2 separate regions of the Mus musculus genome follow, and region 1 is linked to region 2. Evidence: chromatin loops called from intact Hi-C (ENCODE). Cell type or tissue: heart. All regions are shown on one strand. Links, peaks and the distances in the headings refer to the core of each region. The heading gives the core; the rest is flanking DNA.

The links. A loop is a pair of places that touch in the nucleus more often than their neighbours do. Peaks named below come from ENCODE experiments on the same cell type or tissue, not always from the same donor. Only the 100,000 strongest peaks of a DNase experiment are listed, where the experiment ranks them.
Region 1: it touches region 2 in a loop (4-fold over the local background); 3 of 42 quality-filtered maps call a loop at or near these places.

What each region holds. Positions count from the first base shown.
Region 1 is chr6:92,211,755-92,217,134 of GRCm38, reverse strand. It overlaps Rbsn (rabenosyn, RAB effector), which reads left to right and starts at 2,265. Exons shown (of 12, transcript NM_030081.3): 1 at 2,265-2,424; 2 at 5,234-5,380. In heart, for the core only: a CTCF peak has its summit at 2,154; a DNase peak (open chromatin) is centred at 2,214; H3K4me3 peaks cover 1,954 bases; H3K27ac peaks cover 1,400 bases.
Region 2 is chr6:91,874,894-91,880,273 of GRCm38, reverse strand. Ccdc174 (coiled-coil domain containing 174) reads right to left here and starts at 2,221. Exons shown (of 11, transcript NM_172730.2): 1 at 2,088-2,221; 2 at 1-17. The coding sequence starts at 2,129. In heart, for the core only: no CTCF peak of the experiment used is centred there; a DNase peak (open chromatin) is centred at 2,243; H3K4me3 peaks cover 1,877 bases; H3K27ac peaks cover 1,571 bases.

The sequences.
Region 1 (5,380 bases), core at 167-5,166, 340 kb before region 2:
TTGCTTTGGAAACAAATGAGGTCTGAATGTGATGTTGGTTTTGTAAATGATGACAGGCTAAATCATGGCTGAATTAAGAGGTCTTTCACTGGCATCAAATAATCATGCTCATCACATTCTGCCTCATTCTGGGTCTCTCTCTGTCTCTGTCTCTCTGTCTCTGTCTCTATCTTTCTCTCTCTTTGTCTGTGTGTGTGTGTGTGTATGTGTGTGTGTGTGTGTGTGTTGGGGGAGGGGAGTGCAAAGGCAGATGTTGGTGTCAGGCAAAGCTATACTTGTCTCTGGCATGTTGGCAAGAGTCCCTTTCTCTGCAGAGTTCAAAGTTTTAGAGAAAGCAGACTTTGAACCATAGTTCAATGGTATAGCATTTATCTATCCTGTGTGAGACCCTGAGTTCCAATTCCAGCACTGGAAAACAGTAAAGCCAAAAACCAAACAGACACAAATAGTTACCAATTTGGAAATAAGAAGAGCCTGCCCATTTTGAGTCCCACTTTCTGTGTGCATGTGGGAGAACTGAAGAGTAGAAGGCAAGGGACACATTCAGAGTCACAAAGTAAGATTTTCTTGGAGGCAGGAGCTCAGGTCTGTGGAGCCCTAGGAGTTGTCCTCTCCATACTCAATGCTGTTGAGCTGAGGAGGTACGGTAAGGAGCCTAGGCCAAGAGACTGGCTTCATTTCATCTGCACAAGGAAGTAGAGACTGTGACCACCTTCAGACAGTCATTCCCAGAGTCAAATGGGTCAAGTGCCACAGCCATGCTAGGCTGGGATGGAGGCAGGAGGGATGGAGGCCACTTTCTGGTTCCAAAGACCTGCATCTTCCCTGAAGCTCCCACTTCTGGGGCCCAGGTTACTGCAGTCTAGATGGTGTGCTGGCTATAAAGCAAACAGACCTCAATAACAGATGGGTCTGTCTCTGTACCCTGTGGTTGTTGCATGGTACAGCTAGGTTCAGACATGACTGATCTGCCATACTGTCTTTTGTAAATTGCAGGGGCTATTCCTGGTTGTCAACTTGACTATATCTGGATGAACTACAATCCAGAATTGGGAGGCTCACCAGTGATCCTAATCTGGAGGCTGAGATAGAAGTTTCTGACCTGAATCTTGGCATGGAGATCTTGAGGCACAGTGGCTATGAATTCCAGAAGATTAAGACAGGAAGATCTCCAAGTCAAGGTTATCTGGGATTAAAGGTGTGGTGGCAGACACCTTTAATCTGGGCCACACCTTTTGCTGGAGACCTATATAAGGACATTGGAAGAAGGAAGATTGACACTCTCTTCTTCAACTGCTTGCCTTGTGGGACTGAGTGACTGCTAGATCCTTGGACTTCCATTCACAGCTGCTGCTGACCATTGTTGGGAATTGGACTACAGACTGTAAGTCATCCACCAATTCCCTTACTATATAGACTATAGAGTTCTGTGACTCTAGAGAACCCTGACTCATACATAAATGCCACTTATTTTGCAGAGATCTAGCTACCCTCATACTTTTTTATGCTTTTTTGAGATGGAGTTTCATGTATCCCAGTATGGCCTTGAACTTGCTATGTAATTGAAAATTAACTTAAATTTTTGGTCCTCCTGCCTCCATCCTTAGAGTATTGGTGTTACAGGCATGGGTGTGTGGTGGAAATTGAGTCCCAACCAGGATCAATTGAGCCAACTTCCAATCCCTGACACGACTCCTCAACGTCTCTACTTTCTTTGGCTCAATTTCCACGTCTTTCTGTCTCCTCAATGTGCTGAACATAACTTAGTCTCTCGCACTCAGAAACTTTTTTTTAACAACAACAACAAAAAAGTAAAAAAACAAAATTTTGTATGTGTGTTTTGCCTGCATGTCTGTGCACCACATGTGCAGTGCCCATGGACTCCAGAAGAGAGCATATAGGTAGCAGACAAGCAGTTTTTCAAACCTGGGTCCTTTGGAAGAACAACCGCTGTATTAAGGCATTTATGCAAAAATCTCAGAAACTTTTTAACGGTCTCTAAATAATGTTAGCGCTGCAGGCACATTATTTAAGAGCCAAAGTCTCAGTTTCCCCACCTATAGGGTGAGTGAAGGGCGAGTGTAGGGTTTCACATCGATGTGTTGCTAGGACCTGAGAGAACTTCGCAGTTTACCTCCTCCTACTGGGCCCGCCCCGTTGCGGCAGCGCCTGCGCAGCATCCTCTTCCAGGTTCAGTGCGCTCGAGGACTCGGCGCTCGACCGCCGCGTGTCAGTCTGTCTTCCGGTTTCTGCCCGGCGCGCCTGTCGAGCGCCGAGCCACTGATGGCGATGGCTGCCACTGGTCTCTGAGGAACCTCGTAGGCCGGCAGTCAGAACCCGAGGTGGAAAGGCAGGCTGCCGACTGCCTGTCGGAAGCCGCAGGGAGTGAGAAAGGGTGTCGCAGAGAGCGCGGCGGTGGCTGAGGTGGGTGTGACGTGTGGTTTGAGATGACGATGCGGTCGGGAGATGAGGCTTTGCGGGCCTCGGCGCCGCGCGGGTCTCTGCCCGCGCCGTGACGTGTTGCGTGATGTCCCGCAGAGTCGCGTCCCGCGGGTGCGCGTGGCCGTGCGGATCTCTACAGAGCCCCCCGGCTGGGTTTTTCAATCCAGTCTGGAGGCGAGAGTTTGCACAACTGGCCTTCTGGTTGCGGCATCAATTGCGGTGGTTTGTGGTGGCACCTAATTAAGTGACTTTATGTTAAGGTCCCCCACTTCATTCGCGGAACCCTATTATCCCGCTCTCCGAGTTCTCGTGGTGATGGCGAAAATCCCAGGCTCTCCTTCCCGGCTGCTGTCTTGTGTTAGTCACTTCACTTGTGTATAGGCTATGGCACCCCAGGCAGCTGCTGTGAAGGCATCCTGGAGGGAGCCTGCCTTGAGTAAGGGGCGTTTCTCCAGGGTGAGAACTGAGCTGCGATGTGTGGCCAGGGTGCACGGGGACGACTTCTGTTTGACTTTTTCTTCAGGATGAGTTGCAGGCGGGGAGGAGGCAGCTGTCACACCCAGAGGATCCTGTCAGCCACTGGCTGGGGAGAGAACCGGTCGGACCTGAGGCTGGCTGTTTAAGTGATGCCTCAGATGCTTTCCGGGATGGGTCTGCATGTGTGTAGTCTCTCGATTTATTTATTTAATCTCAAGACAAGGGTCTCACTATGTATCTATGTCTGGCCTGGAACTTGACATGTAAACCAGGCTGGCCTCAAACTCACAGGTATCTGTCTGCTTCTGCCTCCCACGCCTGTCAAATTTCTTAATTAAAGGAAATAACAGGCACCTAGCGTCCTGTTTAATTTATTTTCTGAGTTGCTGTCACCCTTCACCTTTGAGGACCAGATGGTACCCTCCTCTGTGCCCTCTGCAGCACACCACAATTCTAGCTACACAAACTCCCACTCTGTGCTGTGATATGTGGCCTCTAAAGTCTTGGAAACAGATTTCTTTGCTTCTGTGAAATGATTTTATCCTTGTTCTCAATGGTTAGGAGTCTTTCAGGGTCACATCAACAGTGACTTTGCTGTAGTCCAATAAGACAGAAAATGTAAGTTATTAAGCCCTGAAATGTTTAAGTATCAGATTTTTCTGTTGAAGGGCAGAGAACATCAGACCTGCTGCCCCACTGTTCTAATTTATAAAATCTAGTAAACACATCAACTCACTGTAAATGCAAAATATAATTTTCACTAATTTTATCCATCCATTCATCTAAACTAAGCGACAGTTTGCTATGTTGGCCAAACTGGTTTTGAAATCATAGATTCAAGTGAGGATCTTCTGCCTCAGACTTTTCAAAGTGCTGGAACATATTATCAAGCTGCACTGATAAGTTTCTTCTTTTTTAAAATCTTAATTTAAAGATACATTTATTTTGTGTGAAGGGGCTAGAGGACAGGCGTGTGTGGAAGCCAGAGGATAACTTTCAGAAGTGTATTCTCTCCTTCCACTTTTATGTAGTTCTGGTGATCAAACTCAGGGTAGGTGGCAAGTGCCTTTACACTGAGCCATCTCTCTGGCTCTTGATTTTTTTTTTTAAATACTTCTCTTTAAAGAAAAGTTGAAAGGCTTATTGTTTGTATTTGTTATTTTTTCTTTTTGGTGTTTAAAAAAATGACATTAACTTGTTAAAATATTTTGTGTGTGTGTATGATGTGTGCACACTCTGGTGTGGTATATATATATATATATATACATATATATATATATATATATATACACATATATATATACATATATATATACATACGTACATATATATATATATATACATATGTACATATATATATATATGTGTGTGTGTGTGTGTGTGTGTGTGTGTATGATGTGTGCACACTTAGGTATGGTATATATATGAAGATCAGAGGACAACCTTTGGGAGTTGATTTTCTACTTCTACCTTTAGGATGGTCCTGGCAATCAGACTTAGAAGGATATACTTTACCCACTGACTGGCATACACTTTACCCATCTTGTCAGATCTTGTTTTGGTTTCTTGAAACGGAATGTCACTGTGAAGCCCAGGCTGGCCTCCAGCTCAGGTTCCTCCTGTCTGCCTACACATCCAGAGTGCTGGCATTATAGTCATGAACCACTACACTTAGCTTCTGGCCTTTGTATTTCTAGCACATGTGCCTAACAACTACCAAGAGCTCAGTATATGTGGCAGAGTAAAAGTAGTGTTCATTGATAAGTATGCTACATATTTTCCTCAGTGACTAAAATGACATGGAAATCATGGTGTTGGCTATGCTGGTGACTTATGCCTGTAATTCCACAAGTCTAAAGCAAGAGGGTAGCAAGTTCAGAGCCTATGTAGGCTACAAAGTGAGCCCAAACCAGTCCAGGCAACTTAGCAAGACCCTGTCTTACAACAACAAAAGGGACCAGGTGTAATTAGTGGTAGGGGACTTGCCTACTATGTATTAGTTCTATGTCATATCCTTAGTACTAAGGAAAAGAATCCTCTCAAATAATGAGGTTGGACCATTTAAAATGACCTTAAAGGAAGTGCCCTGGGATCCTGTTTGCTTCTCTGTACAACTCTACTTCCCGCTTCATTGACTTACCAGTGTGTTCTGTGCTGTTCTCATATCTTGGTCTAAGGATTTGAGAAACAGTTTGTTTTCACGAACTTGTACCAAACAATCTTGTTACAAACTTGTGCCTTTGTTGAACTGTAGAAAAAACAGAAACCTTTTGTTGGCTGCTTATTTGCTTCAATTGACATTTGTTTTTCTTAGATTTCTTCTGCTGAAGAGAGGAAATCTCATCCAAGGCCACAATGTCACTTCCCAATTATCCGAGTGCTGCCTGCTCAAGCTAACACTGCCAGAGTCCTGCTCCCTCGGGAGGAGTCAAGCTTACTTGGCATGAGGTTCCTGCTTTCC
Region 2 (5,380 bases), core at 110-5,109:
GCCTTAAGATCTACCAACTAGAATAAAATAAGAAAGAGAACAATATTTAACTCAATTCTGGCAGGTGACTGGATTGCTAAGCAACAGTAATTCTCCAAGGGAGATTTGAGCTTCCTGAACATGAACAAGAAACACAATGTTTGGGCTGGAGAGATGGCTCAGAGGTTAAGAGCACTGAATGCTCTTCCAGAGGTCCTGAGTCCAATTCCTGGCAACTACATGATGGTTCACAACCATCTACAATGGGCTCCAATGTGTGTCTAAAGACAGGGACAGTGTACTCACATATGTAAAATAAATAAGCAAATGGGAGAGGGGAGCTCGGGTGAAGAGAATGGGGCAGCGAGAACTCCGAGGCTGAAGTTAAAGGTCAGCAGTTAAAGAGCACAAGACTCAGGGTAGGTTCCTAGCACCCACATGGTGGCATACGACCATCCACATATTAAGTCCAGTTCCACACCAGGCATACATGTATTGCATATACAAAGGGAAAACAATTATACACAAAATTTAAAATCTTTAAAAAATGTTTTTAATGATTCCTTTTTGGTTTTTAGTGTGCATTTGTTGTTGTTGTTGTTGTTGTTGTGTGTGTGTGTGTGAGAGAGAGAGAGAGAGAGAGAGAGAGAGAGATCTCCTGGAACTGAACCTACAGTTTAGAGCCACCATGTGGGTGCTGGAAATAAACCATGGTCGTCTGAAAGAGCTGCCAGTGCTCTTAACCTATCTCTCCAGCCCCAAAAACCTTTTTTTGTTTGTTTGTTTGTTTGTTTGTTTTTAAATAACTGAGTTCAGTAATTTCTATTTGAAAGAAATCCACTTAAAGGTACTATTGGCAGGGATGTTAACAATGTAAAGGAGTTTCATTCCAGGACCCAATATTTAAAATTCTGAAGAAGAAGGAGGAGGAGGAGGAGGAGGAGGAGGAGGAAGAGGAGGATTTTAACTTTGTAAATGTATCAATTACCTAGCTATATATCTTTCTATTCTACAACTACATCTGAATCACAAAATGACCAATCAATTCCGGGACTTCGTTTGTGTTATAATTATTAAAAACATTATCCTCCAGACAAGTTAACTTTGGTTTGGTTTTTAAAGACAGGGTCTCACTGTGTAGCTCTGGCTATACTGGAACTATGTAGCTCAGGCTGGCCTCTGACTTACAGTGGCCTCTGTCCACTTGTCTCTGACACTTATGTGCTAAAGTTAAGCGCATGCGCATATACTTCCTGATTAATTCAGTTTGCAAGCACTGAATCCAAGCAAACATGATTACTAAGACCAATTTTTCTATATTAAAAAACAAATTCCAACAAAAAATTTGATACATTAGATGTTTTGAACAATCAGAAAAGGCACCATTTTGCAGTCAATCAAACTGAGCCTGGCTTCTCACACAACAAATCTGTGTGTACATTGAGGAAAACGGGATTCACCTTTGGGTGTCAACTTCATTATCCATTAAGAGTGACAATTAATACCACCTACACTCAAAAGCACTTCTGAGGACTCGATGGCAGCACACATATGAAGCACGGACACAAAATGTGTACAGTGTTTACAAGTTTTCTGCTGAGAGTGGTTAAGTTAGCAAAACTCCTTACATCCTGTCAGACCTTACTGGCCCGGGTACCCCATCCCACAAGGCACTAGCTAACTTGTCTGGATCCTGCTGGGGGGGACCCTGGGAGCCCTGGGAAGACAAATCATATCCCAGTGCTCGAGAAGGGCTTTGGACTAGTGGAGAACCCAGGAAGGGCTCGTCCTCCAAGTCCCTGCGGACAGAGAGCCGGCTGTGGCGGCGGCTGACCCGCAGGATGCGCCCTGAGATCCCTGGGAGGATGGCGTCCGAGACCCGCCTGGGTTCGAGGGGAACGGAGCCCAGGCGCCTGGCGGAGCCGAGTTCAGGATCCTGTGAGTAAGGAAGCTGAGGAGGGTCTCTGCGGGGAAAGGGTCGGTCAGGATCCTTGTCAGATGGGCAGTCCAGGCCCCTGACTTGCGTGGGACAACAACTAGGTCACCATTCTCGACTGAGACAGGCGGAGGGAACGCGGAGCACGGAGCTAAGCCACACTTGTACTCACCGAGGAGGCTGTAACGTCCAAAGGCTTTTTCTTTCGGTCCATCGTCCCGCCAAGGCGTCCAGTCCCAAGACGCAGCCTCCCTGTGGCCTCAGTCAGACCCTACGAGTCCGCCACCCCCACCCGGCAGCAGAACCGGAAGTGTCTTTGATAGGGACGCTGAGTTTGCGTCATTTTGCGACTTGGATTTACGACCTCGGCGCCATCTTGAAAGCGTCAGTATGAGGTCCCTAGTCGCTACGTCGTCATTTTGAGAAGGTCAGAGGGTTGGAATTGATCGCAATTGGCCATCTTGAAGAGAGCAGAAAGTGAGGTGAAAATGACTAGTATTGTCGCCGTCTAGAGAAGGAAGGAAGATAGCTTTCATTGCAACACACACTATATTGACTGGAGAGTCTTAGATGATGGAAAAGAATAGCAGCGTATGAAGAGAGCTAAGTAAACTCCTGTCTCCAACATGAAAACAAAAGGAATTTAATGAAACTGGTAGTGGTGGGAATTATTGTTTAAGAATGGGCTATGAGAAACACTCGTTTTATGTTGGTTTTTTTTTTTTGGTGTTTTGTGATTTGTTTTGTTGGTTTTGTTTGTTGTTTTGCTTTTTAGGCTTTTTTTTTTTTTTTTTTTGAGATGGGGTCTTACTGTACAGCCACCTGGCCTCAAACTCTCTATGTAGACTTGGCTAGCCTCAAATTTGCAACAGCCCTCCTGCCTCTGCCCCCTAAATGCTAGGATTACATGTGTGAGCCACTATGCCCAACAGAATATTTGAATTTTAACTATTCATTCATACATTCATTTGGGGGTCACTGGGTACTCCTGGCTGCCTGGAACTTGCTTTGTAGACCATGCTAGCCTTGTACTCAAAGATACCTGCTTACCTCTTCCTCCCTTATGCTGGGATTGAAGCTGTGTGCCACCACAACCAGCCCCCAGAATACTCTAATTTTGAAATTACTATTTGAATTGCTAAAGAATTAAAAGAATTTTGACCTGGGATTTAGGACAAAATTTCCAACAATTTCTGAAATGGCCCTAAACATGAATTTGCTGTATCTTTGCAAAGCAGTGTTCTCCACATTGATGATGATAAAGTCAAAACAATCAACTCTGAAAAGCACTGAAGATGCTCTGTGACCTACAGTATCAAATGTTTAGCCAATATTTAATTCCTTTTGTTGAAACAAGCACATTCATGTCATTAGGATACAAATTGTTTTTCATCTTTAATAAATGGTGAATATATATATATATATATATATATATATATATACATATACATATGTGTGTGTGTGTGTGTGCGCCAAATTGTTTTAAAGTAATTTTTAAAGTATCCATATATACCTCAAGTCATGAAAATAATACTGGGTAAAAAGAAGTTGTAAGTGAAATAATTTTAAGATATCCTCCCCCCCCCCCGCCCCCTGCAGTTGGGAGGCAGATGCAGGCGAATTTCTGAGTTCAAGGCCAGCCTGATCTACAGCATAAGTTCCAGGACAGCCAGGGCTACACAGAGAAACCCTGTCTCAAAAAATCAGAAAAAAAAAGAAAGAAAGAAAGAAAGAAAGAAAGAAAGAAAGAAAGGAAGGAAGAAAGATATCCTTCCCTAGAAGACTGTATGGCATTATTACAGTCTTACTTTGTCTGTAGAATGCCTGTGGGGAATCTGTAGTTATCTCCTGATTGGCTATGTTAGCTTACACCATAGAAGTTCTCACAGAGTGGCACCCCACTAATGAGAAACCTCCCAAGACAAAGGCATTACTAGAAAAGGATAGGATATAGCTCAGTATTGTAGCACATACTTAGCATGTGCCTGAACCTGGGTTCCATCCTTGGCACTGGGGAGAAATAGAAATAAGCCATTGAGTCTCCTTTGTTTCCCCAGCTGTTACACAGAATGTGATATTGGCCAGAATACTGTCCTGGCAGACCCACACATTCTCATACATCCTGTTTCTAAAAGATCTTTTTCCTTTGATGCCTTCCCAGCAGCTGAGTCTGTCTGGAATTGCTTTTGTCTATCCAGTCCCAACAGTGCAGCTGCAACCCAGTACCCTTTTCCAGGGTGCTGTCTGCTAAACCACATCTTGAATTGTACTGGGTTGGCCTGATGCTGCTTGTATTCTAAGGCTAATATTGGGCCCTCAAGTCTGGTTGTCCCAGAGATGGGAGAGTCAGCATATAGAAATTAAGTGATCCTGTCCCCAAGTTATTTCTCATTGTCAAATAAAGATACCAACAGCCATTAGTTGGGCAGAAGAGACATGGGTGGGGTTTAGGTTTTCCAGACTTGAGGCTGGAGAAGAAGATGAAGGGAAGAAGGTGGAGGAGGAGGAAAGAGAAGCTGCTATGGTTTAGAAGTCAAGAGAGTGTGGCCCTGAGGGCTGGCCAATTGGAGTTAAGGGCAGCCCAGAAACATAGTAAACAATAACTCAGGGTTATGGATAGTGAAGTAGATTCTAATATCATAGAGGGTCATATCTGCCCAGCTCTTGTGTTGTTTAAGGCTTATTGTAAATATAAAGGTTTTTTTTTAATCCAGAAACTAAATGATCTAAGGTGGAATGGGTAGAAACCCCAAGTTGGGATTAAATAAATTTCTACAACATGAATCAGAGTCTCTCTCTGGCTGGCTGAGCACACAAGAGATTTGACACCATGAGATGAAAATGACCCTGAACGAAACATGGTCCAGCTGCATACATAGCAGAGGATGGCTTTATCTAGTATCAATGGGAGAGAAGGCCCTTGGTCCTGTGAAGGCTCGATACCCCAATGTAGGAAAGGGTTGGGGTGATGAGCGAGGAGTGGGGGGGCACCCTCATAGAAGCAGGGGGAGGTGAATGGGATGGGGGGTCGTGGAGGGGAAACTGGGAAAGCATATAACATTTGAAATGTAAATAAATAAAATATCCAATTAAAAAAATCTACCAGAGCCGAGCAGTGGTGGCACATACCTTTAATCCCAGCACTTGGGAGGCAGAGGCAGGCAGATTTCTGAGTTCGAGGCCAACCTGGTCTACAGAGTGAGTTCCAGGACAACCAGGGCTATACAGAAAAACCCTGTCTTGGGGGTGGGGGGTGGGGGTGGGAATCTACCAGAAATTTAGAAATTACATTAAATGTTTTAAATCATAAAACAAGAAGAGAGGGCTGGTGAGATGGCTCAGCAGGTAAGAGCACCCGACTGCTCTTCCAAAGGTCCTTAGTTCAAATCCCAGCAACCACATGGTGGCTCACAACCATCTGTAACAAGATCTGATTCCCTCTTCTGGTGTGTCTGAAGACAGCTA